Linked DNA regions of Mus musculus: region 2 is linked to region 1. A link is a loop called in an ENCODE intact Hi-C map of the cell type or tissue named here. Cell type or tissue: gastrocnemius. All regions are shown on one strand.

The links. A loop is a pair of places that touch in the nucleus more often than their neighbours do. Peaks named below come from ENCODE experiments on the same cell type or tissue, not always from the same donor. Only the 100,000 strongest peaks of a DNase experiment are listed, where the experiment ranks them.
Region 2: a loop joins it to region 1, with 2.4 times the contacts of the local background. A loop is called at or near these places in 10 of 42 quality-filtered maps.

Annotation. Positions count from the first base shown.
Region 1 is chr10:44,066,566-44,074,565 of GRCm38, forward strand. The region is part of intron 1 of Crybg1 (crystallin beta-gamma domain containing 1); the gene reads right to left. Among named protein-coding and RNA genes, the nearest start is that of Crybg1, 78 kb to the right of the region's middle. In gastrocnemius, a CTCF peak has its summit at 4,759 (motif pointing left); a DNase peak (open chromatin) is centred at 4,745.
Region 2 is chr10:43,999,090-44,007,089 of GRCm38, forward strand. It overlaps Crybg1 (crystallin beta-gamma domain containing 1), which reads right to left. Exons shown (of 22, transcript NM_001368305.1): 3 at 4,339-5,801; 4 at 1-258. Among named protein-coding and RNA genes, the nearest start is that of Gm40636, 35 kb to the left of the region's middle. In gastrocnemius, CTCF peaks have their summits at 3,648 (motif pointing right) and 4,860; DNase peaks (open chromatin) are centred at 693, 4,716, 5,294 and 6,790; H3K4me3 peaks cover 3,676 bases; H3K27ac peaks cover 1,352 bases.

The sequences.
Region 1 (8,000 bases):
CACGGGAGGAAATGAAGGCAGGGAAGGTGTTCTAACACTGAAGGTGCCTACCCCGAATCTATTTCCTTTAGCTGCCCCCTGCCATCTTCTCCCCCTACATTTTCTTGGCTTGGAACACTAATTTGTTCAACCACCTACCCATCATGCACTTCAGAAGCCATATCCAACTGAAGCGGTCACCCATGAGGTCAGATCCTTGAGTTTTGGTCCTTTTACCCTGTCATTAATTTGGGCATATCTCTTACCGGATGTTATAACATTGTTTTATGTCTGTGTACCTGAAAAGCGTTCATAGTCACCATGGTATGATTCCGATCCGAGGGATGAAGGGTGGATGCTAAAGGACTAGGAAAGTCCTCTGTTTAAAAAGTCCACAGGAAGAAACAAGCCCTCTCCCTGCAGGTGGTGGTGACTTGGGACCATTCAGGGAAATAGGCAGAGAAATGACCGAAAAGAAAGCAGAACAAACACACAAGAGCAACTGGAATCTAAACATATTGATGCACTGCTGACTTACTCGGTCCAATACCAGTTTTATCTCTGAGCTTTTGTGTTAGAAATACCCTATTCTTTAAGCCATTTTGAATTACCAAAGCATTGAAATTAAAACAAGCATTTATAGACTCCCTGCCCCCCCCCCCCCAATCATATGGTTGAGGCTGAATAAAGTAGAGGAAGATTTCTGCTTTTAATGAAAACTACCAGTGAGGTGGGAAGAGAAGTAGCAACTCAATGCCTCACGTTTCACAGGAGCAATGGAATCTTCTGAGAATTTCTACAGTATACCAAGGGTAAAGAGACAAATGGGAGAATGTTTTAGGATTCGGAAAAGTGCAAATCAGGGAGGTAATACCCGAAAGGAAGCCCTGTATGAGAATAATGCGCCTACTTTAGCTGTTGTTTTGTTTTGTTTTGTTGTTTGAGTGAGGGTTCTCACATAGCCCAGGCTAGCCCCGAACTTCCTATATCATCACGTATGACCCTGATCTCCTGATCCTTCCGCCTTTGCTTCCCAATTACTTGGACTGCAGGCAGCACCACCATGCCAGGCATGGGCATGACTGGGAGAAGTCTCTCCTATACAACTTTAACAAAACAAAACATTATTCTTTGCACAACAAAAGATGAGAAGGGACATTAGAAGCGGTGTTTTTTTTTTCCTCCCTTCTAGACATAGCAAAGAAAGAGAATTGTGTCAGTGTAGAAAGGAATTGAACTAAAGGATCTCATAGGGCTGTCATCGTGAGGTATTCTATAATCCTAGTTCCAGGAAGTGGAGGAGGAAGGACTCCGAGTTCAAGGTCACCTGGGTTTGCATAGTGGAACCCCAAGGAACAGAGATGAAATTGTATGATTTCTTTAGTTAGAACGTAACAGATCTATCTCATGCAACATTTGATACTATATAAAAATCATCTTGGGCTACATAGAGAAGCTCTATCAGAAAAACAAACAAAGTAAAAGAGTTCTTCAGGCAACTCTTTAATAATTTACACACACATACACACACACACACACACACACACACACACACACACACACACACACACACTGGAGAATAACAGCTGAGAAGCACCCGACAGCTGAGGAGGTAGGAAGACTTACGCAGATACACCTTTCATAAAGCCTTTCTTCACAAGCTCTTCTCTATCCCTAACCATCTGCCCTCTGCTCACAAATATGCCAAGAGGAATAGGAAGCGAGAAAAGACACCCACACCCTGAAACAGTATCATTTCTTATAAATTGGGGCAGTAGAGCAAAATTGTATAGATAGTCTACTGTCCTTAATACTGATCTTTGGAGTAAAATATATATATTTATTTATTGGAGATTGAAGAGATGAAAATGTTCTCGTGTGCCCCCTATGAGAGTGAAGGCAGGTGTCCAAGAACTGAGCTGTCTCTTCTATTGCACCATCCATGTTAAATGGTCCAAAGATGGCAAAGCTGTTTGTTCTTTCTACATATTTTGCTTGTGAGCCAATCCTTGCCTGTTTATAGTACAGGATCCTTTCCCCTCTAAGTAACCCAAAATCTAGCTCAGAGAAACCAATAAAAAAAAATGTTTATTAACATATAAACTAAGAAGAGCTCCTGAGCTTAATCAGTGAACTCAACTGCTTCTAGATTCTGTGGCTTCTCCAGTTCCAGACATCACAGAAATGCCAGGCTATCTTCTTGTGCATCTTCCTCAGAAATGAGGAAATATCCCAAAAGCCATTTCTTGTCACATGTCATTACACGACAAACCAGTTCCTGGACCTGCTCCTTTGAGCCTGGAGCCTGAAGGACACTGTGTCCATTCAGAGAACAGACATCTGACAAACCTAGGATTCTATTAGGAAAGAATGAGTGGGGAGAGGCAAAAACGGATGCTCTCTACCTGCTGCCCGGCTTTCTCGTGAAACAAGCTCCCCACACTTACTGTAACACTGATACAGGTAGAGTCAGGCCATGTTTATGACTGAATCTGAGGCATCGAAGTAGAAACCCATGTGATTTAGGCCTCACAGTAGGCTGAACCCAGGATGCCTGTCTGCTTGCTCCTTTCACTCATGGTATACACTAGTAAGGCTTAGCATGGACCCAAGGGTTGATTCTGTTTGGTAAGCCTGTACTCGTGATCTCCCGGACTCAAGATACACACCGTCCTGAGGCAGGTCTCTTATCAGTGGCCAGAGGAGGAGAGAGCTATCGTTTGCAGTCCCAGGGAAGGGCCTGGCCTAGTGCTCTTCTGAAACAGGAAGTGCTGTCTGAGGCACACTCATTACTTCAGACCTGCCTCTGAGGGAGGAGGAGATACCAGTGACTTCCCTTTCCTCATGACCCAGATCCAAACAGCAGCCACGCACCTGGCCACTCCAATCATCATCTCACACGCTGCTCCAGGACTTAGGTGAGCGGGAATGAAAGGCCAGGAGATGTGTGGGCCCAGAGGTCATCATGAGGCAGGCTTAGCTGCAGGGCAGCCTTTCACACACCTCAGATGCTCCTATCACCTGTAAGGACTCCTCACTTCCTCTAGATGCCTCAGCCACAGTAAAGTTATTGTACAAGTGTTTATCCTAAAACACAGTGCCTTCAATCCCAGCACCCAGGAGTCAGAGGCAGAGGCAGGAGAATTTCTGTGAGTTCCAGGTCAGCTTGGTCTAAATAATGAGTTCCAGGATAGCTACAAAGTGAGACCCTGTCAAAACGAAAACCAAACAAACACAACACAACACAACACAAAACAAACCCACAACCCCAAGACTGTAGGGTAATGGCCTAAAATACAACCTACAAGATGGTTTCTTTCTACTACATAGAAAGAAAACACTGGGAGTCATGCAGAAGCTTTATAGATTCTGGGAATCTTATCACTGTCATCTATCTAGCCATGCCAGATATCAACATGCATAAAAAGGAACAAACCCACACCCCCACCTCTGGAGGTCTGTGAGGCCTAGGGCTATAACACACTCAGTTCTGAAGAACAGTTGCATAAGGACTAGACACTTAAAATCTCCCTAGCCTAAAAGCCAACCTTGATAAATGTTTGCAACAGCAAAAGCCAATTGGAAAGTTGGGTACTTTTTCATGCCTAATGAAGTAAATTTTAGTTTCACTCCTAACAATTAGGCTAGAGGAACCATAAGAAAGGCTAAATGTTGCCAGGCAGTGGTGGCACACGCCCTTAATCCCAGCACTTGGGAGGCAGGGGTAGGCAGATTTCTGAGTTCGAGGCCAGCCTGGTCTACAGAGTGAGTTCCAGTACAGCAGGGCAATACAGTGAAACCCTGTCTCGAAAAACCCAAAATAAATAAATACATAAATAAATAGGCTACAATAGAGCAAGGGAGGATTTGTGAGAGAGTTTGGAGGGAAGAAAAGAATGGGGGAAATAATATAATTATATTGTAATCTAAAATAAAAGCTATTAAAAAAAATAAAACAGTCATTACTGGACAACAATCGTTTTGGTTAATAAAACAAAATTAAATCCTCTAAAACTGCCATCTTGCAATGGAGTCTTAACAGAACCTGTTTATTAATTTGATAATTATAATAATTTCTAAATTTTTTTCTTTCTTCTCATGAGACAGAGTCTCACTGTGAAGCATTGGCTGGTCCGGAACTCACTATGGAGACCAGGCTGGCCTTGAACTCCTAACACTCCATCTGGTTCTGTGTGCTTCATCATACTGGGCTTAATTAAAGTCTTTCCTGTTTCCCTTTTAAGGGGCAGATATTACTCTGCCTTAGTCAATATTTGTTAAGTGCTTGCATTTACTCAGGGTCATGGCTAAGAGTGGGAAACAGCTGTCAGCTCCTTTCACTTTATCCTTCCTGTTTTCCTTCATTTGAGTTTCTTTTGCAAAACCAGAGAGACCATCTCCCTGCAATTGATTTTGTTAAAAATAATGGTAAGGTTGTATCCTTGCTAGTGAATCCTCTTATGTTAGAGAGCCACATACCTTTTCTCAGAAAAATCCCTGAAGCTTACGTAAAACAGTGTTGGGCTCTTTAAAAAAGAAAACAGCCCAGTACAGATAGGTAAGGGGTGGGAATCCTCAGCCTGTGGCCCACACTTCTGCTGTCCTCCTAGCTCCTGGAGCAGACAGATGTGCACTGCTTTGTGTTATAGTGGGTAGGGATTAATGCAGAGCTCAAAGTGCCCGAGTAAGTGCCTGGGACTGGTTATAGAAGTGGCTCAGCTAGGCTCACAACCAACACAGCTGCATTGACTGACGGGGCGTATAAACTGATGCTGTACTGCCCTCTGCCGTCTGAACAAGTATTATTAGTGAGTTCTCCTAACCTTATAGTTATTGAAAAGGAAGTTACCTAAAGGTACCTCTGTGTGCATCAAGGCATTTCCCAGTTAGAGCCTGAAACAGTATATAATACAGCCACTCTTATGAACAAGACACTGGTTAGAAGTGAACATAAATGTACTGGCTACACACACACACACACACACACACACACAAGGGCAGGGGAGAATGTGGTATTTCTTTAGTTCAGCTGCTAAGTGGTAGAGAAAAACCTTCTGGGTAGGACCACCCCCTCTAACATTAGACTCTATGTTAGATTATGGCCCCACACCCGCAGATAATACCAGATCTGACCTTGAAAATTCCCCTGGGGATTACTTGATGTAATCTATTCGGTACAGTCTTGAAAAGACACTGTGCTTGAGAAATCATGAGACTGACAGAACATGGAGCCTGCTGGTTAGCCACATGTGGAACTGGGAGGCAGGCTCCTGGAAAAGCCTCACAAAGACATATCTAATAACAAAATCTGGATAGATCCAGGTAGATCCTATATTTAACAAAACAGAATGGAAATCTACTTCTCTTATAGGACCAAAGGTTTTAGATTTACAAAGTGGGTTTGTATTTCAAAAGCAACATCGTTTTCAAATCGATTTTTCTCAGCCAACGAAAGGGAGGACTGTAACAACATACACTCTTGGATTTCAGAGCATTTCAGGCTAGCCGTTGGGCAGCGAAGCGAGTTATGTCACTTCTCCAGGCCTCAGTTTCCTCATCCAAGGTCATAATCAGATTGTAAAAAGGAGTTAAATAATTAGCAACCGTTCATAAAGTGTGTGTGTGTTTGTGTGGGTACCTCATAGATCCTCAAAAGGTTGGCATTTCCTGAGTAAGAATTTGGAAGATTGCATGTGGGTAGCACTTTGAGGAGGCACATTTGTCAGAAAGAATGTCTAGCTGCCCAATCACCCCATTTTGCAGATGAATTCACAAAGGCTCAGAAATGGTTACTCTTCACCTTCACTGGCCTAGATAAGATGAATAATTCTAATTCCAAATGAGCCTTGTGATCGCAAAGCCCCCAGTTGGATGGGGGCGTGGAGATCATTTATACGCTTAATCAAGTTTCAAAAATTCCAAACATTTTCAACATTGGTGTCAACAGTGGCAACAGAAAGCCCAAATTGCCATCTAGTGGTTGTATAAGTATGCCAATCCACTTGTCTTTAGCTTTTGCAACTTTTTTCCTAAAAAGTAAGGTTCCCTGACAGCCTAACTCTCAGATGGCCTCTACTCACTCCCTTGGGTACACTGATGGACATAGTGACTTGAAGACAAAGAACATCTCTCGATGCACTATGGGGACAGAAATGCCCAAGTGCCCCTCATATTTAGCCAGTACAGTGCAGAATGTCTCTCTACCCAAGGCTTGGGACCATTGCCTGAATATATTGTTGAAATCTGGTGTTCCTGTGAAATCACCCTGCCTGTGAAACTTAGCCATCTTTCCGAGGACTGATGCTATGGGAATTTTAGATGTTAGGGATCGCTCGGCATGATTAACCAACTATGAAACCCACCTTGACCCAGGCTAGTCTCACAGGAAAGAATGACCCCATTCTAAGCAAAAACAAAGACAAGTGGAGGCCAAGGACCACACAAGCCCAGAACCACCACACTGGGCTCCAGAGCGCTGAGGAGCCCTGGGGAGGGGCTCTGCTTATCAAGAGACTTGAGTTTCATTTATGGCTGTACATACTCTATCCACAGCAGTTGGAAGACCATGCCCACCCCACCCTCAGCTTCCCTTTCTAACATACACATTGAACAAGTTTACCTTATACTTGTCAAAATATAAATGGAGGCTTTTGATTGCTCAAAGTGCCCTTTTAAGGCAGCTCAAATTCCCATAATGGGGATTTGACAGCATATGTACTCCCCAAAGAAAGACTAGTGACTATATTAAGTTCATAAATAATAAATCGAAAATGTAGGGGAAAGTATTTTAAATTGCTATCTCTAATTTTGTTTTTTGTTTTGTTTTTGTATTTATGTTTGTGTATGTGCCATGGAGCACAGGTGACACTCAGAGGACAACTGTCAGGACTGTTCTCTCCTGCCATTGTGGGATCCAGCGACTGAACTCAGGTCATCACAGTTGGTGGCAGCACCTTTACCTGATGAGCTATCCTGCAGGCTCTAGATTGCTATCTGTAACACAAAACAATTAGAGCATGGTGGGCCAGGCAAGGAGGAAGACACCTGGTAAACCATGGTTATAGGATGGAGGATAGAGAGGTTACCCTTCAAATAGCCAGAGGTAGACCACAGGTGTCCTGCTCCAATCAATTCAACCCTAACCATTTATTGAGAACCCTTCACCATCACACCCGAGCTTGCTTTGGGGGATACAACAGGATTGGCCTCATGAGAACTTCCTGATAAACACATTGGACTTTTGACATTATCTTACTCAATACTCCATCTATAGGGACTGAAGGGAGAAATACAGATTAAGTTCCATGAAAAGGTCTTTTTTTTCTTTTATCCACAGACTGACTTTCTTCCTTCCTTCCTTCCTTCCTTCCTTCCTTCCTTCCTTCCTTCCTTCCTTCCTTCCTTCCTTCCTTTCCTTCCTTCCTTCCTTCCTTCCTCCCTCCCTCCCTCCCTCCCTCCCTCCCTCCCTCTCTCTCTCTCTCTCTCTCTCTCTCTCTCTCTCTCTCTTTCTTTCTTTCTTTCTTTCTTTCTTTCTTTCTTTTTTTGAGACAGGTTTTCTCTGTGTAGTCCTGGCTATCCTGGAACTCTCTTTGTAGACCAGGCTGGCCTCAAACTCAGAAATCTGCCTGCCTCTGACTCCCAAGTGCTGGGATTAAAGGCGTGCACCACCACCACCCGGCATAATCCACAGACATTCAAATATTCCCTCACCCATAGACTCTCAGACAGTGTAGACCGTGTACCCTGATAATGCATCAGTTTGGAAACTGCAGAACTTTATAAATACACTTGTTTTCTTCAAACTCTTTCTCTGGCCTCACTGGACTGACAATCCCTCCTTTAGCTTCCCAGTCATTACCGGTTGGCATTGCTAACTGGATGTATCTTCCTGTAAGTCCTTTAGAGGAGACAGTGGTGGGGAGACATATTGCTGTCACTCTAGTTCCCCGCCTCATAATGTCTTCAATTAGTAAGCTCCCCACTGGTCCCTACTGCTACTCCAACCCACCCTCATCCTACTA
Region 2 (8,000 bases), 67 kb before region 1:
TCCATTTCTTTGGCCTTTTTGGCTAAGTTCAGCTTCGCCCTCCCAACAAATGTCTTACTAGAGGGAGGATTGTTCCTTGTGTTACGGACGTCGGGGTGGCGGGGGCTACTGTTAGCCCGCTTGTTTTCAAATAAGGAGATTTTGTTGGCTGTGTTCCCCTTATGAACTGGCTGGCTAAATGAGTTGTGCTCATTTCCCAAACTGTCAGGATTCTTCGGAGTTTTCAGATTTAGTTCCACATGTTTGGGTCTGGCGGGGCTGCAAGGACAAAGCAACAGGGCAGTTAGCAGCCTGGTGTTAAGTCGACATACAAACCAGCTGCCAAAGAGACCACAAAGTCCGCATCCCCTGGTGTGTATCTGCTTTCCCATGAAACTTCCTAAACAATCCTACAAACACTAGCACATATTTTTAATATAAAGTATCTTACCTACATATGACAGATGAGACTATAAATCTAAGAAACTATTAATTTACCAAGTATTCATATTCATTCACAGTGAGTGGCACTGAACTGGCAGACATTACAAGGTATAAGGAACAAATTTAAATACTTAATGCCTTCCCATATTTTAAATGCGCAGTATGTATTTATGCATGCATGCATGCATGTGTGAAGTCAGAGGACAACCATGGGTGTCAAGGTTCGACTTTGCTGAGACAGTCTCTCGATGTTCAGCACTGCACACCCAAGTTGTCAGGTCTGGGAGCTGCCAAGCTTTTCTTGGCTCCATCTTCCATCTCACTACGGGAATGCTGGGATTAGAGACACTCATTCCCATGACCACCTTTTCTATGGGTCTCAGGTCCTCACACTGTATCCACTGAGCTGTCCCTCTGAACATGGAAAGTGTTTTTAAATCTTTCCTAAACCTGCTGCTCATCAGCATTCTGCCTTATTCCCAGTGGTTTCATATGCATAAATATTTTACTAGAATGAAAATGGCAGTGTTCATAGGGCTTGCTTGGCTGCTTGCCTTTTGCTAAGACAAAAGGATGAGTTAACATTATAACTTCCAGGGTCCTAAGACTGACTTCCTTGGAATTTTACACAAACATTAGTAGAAGCAAATTTTTTAACCATACGGCTATACCATAATTTGTTAACTGACTTTGTTAATGTGTCTAGGGCAGAGTCTCCCAGCTCATTCACATTTCTTAGGTCTAATTACTTATTACTGGGAATAATGTCTTTAGTGTACACAATGTGTTCTTTCACAATAGCAGAATGTGTTGTGTTGGCATTTGCCTGCCTTGGCCTCAGTCCTGGCTCTCACACTAATATCTGTGTGAATTTAGCCAAGGCATTTCACATATCTGGCCCATTGCTCTCTTTTGTATCTGTAACTTAAAAGGTAATACAAAACAAAACCCCTACATAATTTAGAACAGAATTAGTTTTTATTTCACACAAAACTTATGGTTAAGGGAATTTTGGAAGTCCCCTTAAGGGGTTACACTGAGGGCTAACAGAGGCTACAGGACCAGAAGGCTCCCCATGGCTGCTTTCAGACAGAGCCACTCCCACTTTTTTGTTTTATGAACCATTTTATATAAACATTCCTCAGGGCAGGCAGAGGAGCTTGTCAGTTTGTAGCCAAATGAAAACCACCGTTTGCCAAGCACTTGGGAAGTTATTTAATTTGGTTTACCCAATGTACAACTTGCCTGTTCTTTTCTAAAGAGAGAAAGCTGAGACCTAGAGAAGGTAGGTGACTCCTCTGAGGTCACCTAGCTGGTGACAAGGCCTGGGTTTGAAGCAGGAGCTCATGTCTCAGAAGCCACATTACAGTATGTGGTCAGACTAGACGGGCCTGGAGCCCCGCAGCCGCTTTCCTTATCAATGGTGTGTGTGTGTGTGTGTGTTGAACGTGGAGGGGATGGGGGATGGGAGATGGGGGTGTTCAGTGAGATATCAGGTCCATCAGAAACACAGTGTTTGCAAATGCTGTGTTAATTAATTATTGCTGTGTTAATTAATTAATGAGCAAAGGTGACAATCTGAGGAATCTTAAAAAAAGAAAGAGCGGACCAGTCAGCACAGGAAGAGAGCATCACCGAAGTAGACATCAAAGTACATCTTGGGATGTGCAAGGAGAATGTCCAGGTGAGCCCCCGGCTCCCCATGGGAAGCACATCTGCTCATTAAAGATTTACACCAGATCAAAATACCTTTTACAACCCAACTCTCTACCATTAACTTGTGTTACCAAGAGTCACTGCAATTAACCCAGTTGGGGCTGATTAAAAGGCAGGCTCCTCTAATGCATGTTGTAATGCCTTCATTATGAGGTGAGAGGGAGTGAAAAAAGCCACAGCTACACTGTAAAAGGAAGTGCCTCCCTGCCTTAAACACATCCCTCTTCGAATCTCAGTGTTTGGGAGAGAACGTGCAGAAATCAGTCTTTGAACAGGATTAAGTCATTGTTTTTTAGGTGATACAATCTTATTTTAATTTTTCTTTCCCAAACCAGGCTCAGATCTCAATCCTGTCATTTGGGAGAGAAAAGCCTTGAGTTTCAGGCCAGCCTTGGCTAAACAGTGAGTTAGGAGCCATCCTGGGCTACAAGGTGAGCCCATCAAAAAAATCCAGCCAACCAACCAACCAAACAAACCAACTAACCAGCCAGCCAACCAACCAACCAGCCAACAAACCAACCAAACCAAAACCAACAAACCAAACAAACCAAACCAAACCACACCACACCAAACTACAATCAGTTAATATCTTTCTAAAAATCCAGCCATAACAGGACTAAAGGTCTGAAAGCCTCTGTCAGATTGACAGAAATAGGCCAAAGAACTAGATAAAATTCTTAATTTTCCACTTCATTAGTTTGCCAGTTCAAAAGAAAATTTAAAAAGACGGGTGGTGAGGAAAACGGTTTAAAAAGAAGTGACCGGTAGTGAGAAAAAAAGACACTTGGCTCAGTTCTGGTAGGATGCAGACCCAAAGAAGAGTTCCATTGTAAGATCCCTTCCAGAACTTGTTTACTGATCCCTTAACAGTGTAACATTTCTGGTTTTTCCACTGGTGCCTTCTGATTGGATGACAGGTGGAGCGGCCAGCCTGGATTTAGTCCTGCAGCGTTTCTCCTAGCTAGGCTTAGCAGGTTTCTGTGTTCCGTCACACTCGTCTTCCACAAATAATGGGCATCATTCAGTGGGGAAATTTTCCTGACGCTACCGTTACAGAATAAATAGCTGATTATGTCAAAGGTCTCCAGGCTGCCAGCTGGTGAGACAGTTCAACCTTATTCATTAAGCACATTTTCCTCCTAGCTTCCAGACAGACCTGTTTCAAACCTTACGTCTTTTTAGGACATCAAATAGAATGAAACCATTTAGTTCAAAAATGATAATGCTGCAAATGATGGGCCTTTTTGATCAGTTTGTGAATCAAAAATAGGAAGAATTTGAGAACTTAATTATTTCCACCTGCTGGGAAGAGTCACGGCCTGAGCTCAGTTCTACAGAGAGCCCTCCTGGGCTTCCTAGCCACACAAATCAGTTACCATCAAACCACAAGCCCAGGCTCCTCCAGGAAACCGGTGACTTCTTGTCCTGTACTTCCAGAACCTTTACAATGGCAAAATCCACCCGGCCCTTTTAATTTGATTTGTATGCTCCTTGCTGCCACAAGGGGGACTTAAATGGTGAGGGCAACAGGCTGCATCACAGGTATGGCTCATCTCCCCCCACAGCACACAGAACAAAGGGCACTTAGTAGATACTTGCGAAATTGCTAAACTTGCAAGCGAGTAGGTACAGTCTGTTGTTTTGTGTCCTTTCACTTAGGAAATTTTCAGTAACAACGCCGATCATCTCAATAAGAGAAAAGTCATTTCCAGCTCAGAAACAAAAGTGCTTACTAGATCACCGACGGGGGGTTGGGGGGGGCGGGGGGGATTATTAGAGATGTCCTTAATGCTTGCTTTAGGACAACAATGTACTAACCCTATAATAAAGTTCTCTTAAAAGTCTTTCCTGTCAATGCCACTGGGCCACACTCAAAATACTGCTGGCTCCTGAAATACCCCTGTACACTTTGGATAAAGAATATAATTGGCTCTATCAAGCCATTAAGTCTTATCTCTGCTGTTTAGGTAAACACAGTGCCTCAAGGGATAGATCCTATTTTCGCATTCATTTAACTTAGTTCTTAAAGCAGGAATTAGCGGCGGAGGCTGCCAAATGTGTCACACCCCAAGCCTTAGTTCTACAAACAGTTCTTTCTCTCTTTGAAGTTTTCACAGGAAAAAAAAAAATATACAGGTTACAGACCAACCATACAACCCTAAACAGCCCCCTGCTCAAACTGACTCCGCAGCTACTTACAGGGTCACTTTGGTGGTCACAGTAGACCTGCCCACACCGAACTGGTTCCTGGGCTTCAGGCCGTCGGCGTCGGACGCTCCTGTTCCCCTGCTGCGACCCCCGTCGCCCCGGCTATCAAAGTGGTGGGGCAGAGGACCCCTCTTGTGCTCTGGCTTGATCTCGGGCAGCAACGAGCTGCTTTTGACGGTGAGCTCGCGCGGGACGACGCGGCCCGCCTCCTCGCCGCTGTCCGCCGCAGCGGGCGCCCTCTTGGGTGGGGACTCCTTGGCGGGAGCGCGCGAGCCACTGCCGGGCGAGCTGGGCACCGCCTCGGGGACACGGCTGCGACCCTTCCGCTTGGTGGGCGACAGGGGCTTGCTGCGGTCCGGTTCCCCTCGGGGTTGCCCTCTGGGGCAGGAGCTGGCCTTTGGCTCCGGGCAGGCGACCGGGGCTGCGCCTCCGTCGGGAACCGCTTGTACCGATTTCACTTTCCTTTCCGCCAAGCAGTTCTCAGCCGCAGCGTCTGGCGCCACCTCGTCGTCGAACACCGCCTCGTCCTTGGCCGCACTCTCGGGAGCCACCGCATCCGCACCCGGGGAGTCGGTGGATTTCTGCGACTTCCTCCGCCGACCAGACCGGCGGCCGCTTGACCTCTTTTCCATGTCGTCCGAATCCTCGCAGTCGTCTGTCCCCGGAGCAATCGAGGCCGGCTCGTCCACCTGAGCCACCTCAGTTTTGCTCAAGTAGATGTCCAACGTTAGCACTTTGGTGGGATGCGCGCGGTCGACCGACCCGGCTGTGCGGCTGGTCTCTGCGTCCTGGGCGGGAGGCTCACCTGGAGGAACCGCGTCCCCCGGGGCCCCCAGAGAGCCCGCTTCGGCACCCACGCCGGGGGCTCCGTCGGGGGCCTCTCCTACTCCTCCCACGAGGTGCTCCTCTGGCGGCGACCCCGACACACCTCTCGCTGTCTCTGGTTGGAGGCCAGCGCCAGGCAACGCTTCCTCCCCCGGACTGCGGGCGGGCGTCTCTGCGCTCTCCTGCCTGGAGCGATTCCCTGGTGAGGAATGCAGCAGCTCTTTGGCAGCGGTGGTGGCATCTGGGAAAGTCTCTCCCTCTGCCTGTAGAGGTTCTAATTGGGCTGAATCATTGCTGTGGCACTGCTGCACAACCCCTACATTGATGCTGGAGCAAGGTGACTGTTCGGCGTCGCAGGGGGTTGCCTGAACACAGCTCTCAACGGGCTGGCCCTCAGCCTCCTGCCTGGGGCCCGCCTCGCCAGCGTCGGTTGCCTTTAGTTGGTTGTCCTGAGCCTTAGTTTTCTCACTCCCTGTTTTTGGGACTTTAGCAGAGGCCGATTTGCTATTTGAGTTGGTGGGACTCTCTAATCCGTTCCTGGTGTTCCTTCTCCTTCCAGCCGTAAAAAGAGTGCCAAGTTTTTCCAACACTGGCTTCCTTCTGGTGTCTTCTGGTGGTTGTGCTCTGGACTGGAAAATGAAAAGAAATGGGGAGAGAAAACTTGAGAATCCGTTTTGTTCTGCTTTGGTAGGTTACAAAGCTACTGCGAACCACCTTGGCAATGGACCAGGTGTGTTTGACAATGAATAGGTACAGCCAGGTGTGGCAGCACGCGACTATCTGGTCTTTGTTATGCTCCAACAAAATTCACTTTAAAAACTAGACAGAGATGATAGATAGATAGATAGATAGATAGATAGATAGATAGATAGATAGATAGATAGATAGATAGATAGGGTCTCATTATGTAACTCTTGCTGTCCTAGAACTCATCATGTAGACCAGGCTGGCCTTGAATTCACAAAGATCCGCCTGCTTCTACTCACTGAAAGGTGGGGTTAAAAGCATGCACCACCATACCTGTGTGGCTAAATTTCTTTTTCTTGTATTTTCGGTTGTGAGCCTAGCCTTAATGGCTGAGTCATCTCTCCAGCCTTAAATTTTGTTTCCTTAAACACATTTTTGAAGCTACACTACTTACAACAGCATTTCGTTATAAGTGTTCTTAACCCGGAACGTCCAATTATTATACGCATGTAGTAGGGGCTTCTGCTTTTACTTCTTTCCTTAGTAAAAATGCAAATTTAAAGCAACCAGGCATGATTTCAGGGTCCGCGGTTCGCCCCCCAAGTACCTTAGGGAGTTTTTGGGTTTTTTTTTTTTTGTTTGTTTGTTTGTTTGTTTTACAGAAACAACTCCCTTTATTTACTGGGAGGGGGGGCGTTGTGAATGGCTCAAGGAAAAATTCCTAGTGGCCCTCTGGACAACCTTACGAACACCTGGGTCTAGCCTTCAGCAAAGGTGCAGGAATGCAGCACCTGGCCCCGCCCAACCGCAAGGCGCTCACCAATGAGGCCCACGTGCCCGCGTTTAAACTGCGCGCGCGGCGGAGCGCTGTCCCGCCTCTTCCCAACTCACCCCTAGGCTTCACCGGGGATAGTCCCTAAGTGCCCGGCTGAGGGGCAGGGGCAGGCGGCAGGCCAGCCTAGCAGACAGCTGCCCGGAGGGCTGCAGCCAGCACCAGGTGTTGCAAGTCCTTGCAGCCAGCAGCCAGCGTGCAGCCCCCTGGTCTGTGACTAGGAGGAGTGGGTAAGGGGTTGCAGGGCTGGAAAGGAAGTCGAGAGCAACCCTTCAGGGCAGCGTGTATGCGGGATCAGCTCGACTCCCCGTGGTCCCCTACGATCCCTTAAGAGCCAACCCTTAAACTCAAGACCCAGGTAAGAGAGTCTAAGCCCCGACGAGGCAGAAAACAGCCCCACCTTTCCTAAAGGGTGAGCGTTTGTTCAGGACGGTACTGACTCACCACTTAGGGATTCCAGATTCAGTCTTAACGCAGATAAGCGTCCCCACCCCCATCTGAGCTACAAAAGCAGTCGAGGGAGTCCGGAGTTTGTGGGAAATGTAAAATGCCTGGGTAAGAAGTGCTTGGGATCCACAGAGTCAACAGGCATCTGTTGAGACAGACCTGGTAGTGTAACCTTGCTGCAACCTAGTGAGGTAATGTGTTACCTACCAAAGGCCGAGACCAAAACAAGACGTGCTGGAGGCGGGGCGATAAAGTCCGCCTTCAAACCCATGCCTTCCAGTTCCAATTAGTGCCCTTTCTAGTCCATCACAGAGGACATGTGGGTGCAGAGGGAACATTTGAACGCTAGTGGCTCCAGAGAAACAAACCCCAGGCTACACAGGCGCACACCAGCAGTCAGAGCTCCAGGGAAAGCGCTGAGAAGCTCAGGCTGAAGTGCTGCTAAGAACCAGAGAACTGTGACAAAGATTAAAAAAAAAAAAAAAAAACCTAGCCACCCAGAGCTCCTGTGACTGAAGCGATTTTGGCTATTACATGTTTTCAATGGAAATATCTGCCCATTGAGTCCTGCTTAGGTACTAGACACCCACAAAATGATTTACATAGTCATCTTTCCAACAGCCCTTGCAGTTTGTTATATCCATAAGCCAAGATTACGTATCCCTGTCCAAAGCTGCGCAGCTGGACAGACCTTCTGACTCTGAAAATAGAGCCCTTTGTTTCCATTGCCTGGACAGGCCATCAAGCATGCCCTGAAAAAGTAGACAGGAAAATGAGCCTGAGTCTATGGGCTCAATTCCAGTCCCTGTCAAAATTAAACAACTAGAGTATGTATCTCTGTGCCCTGCACAGTAATGTTGCA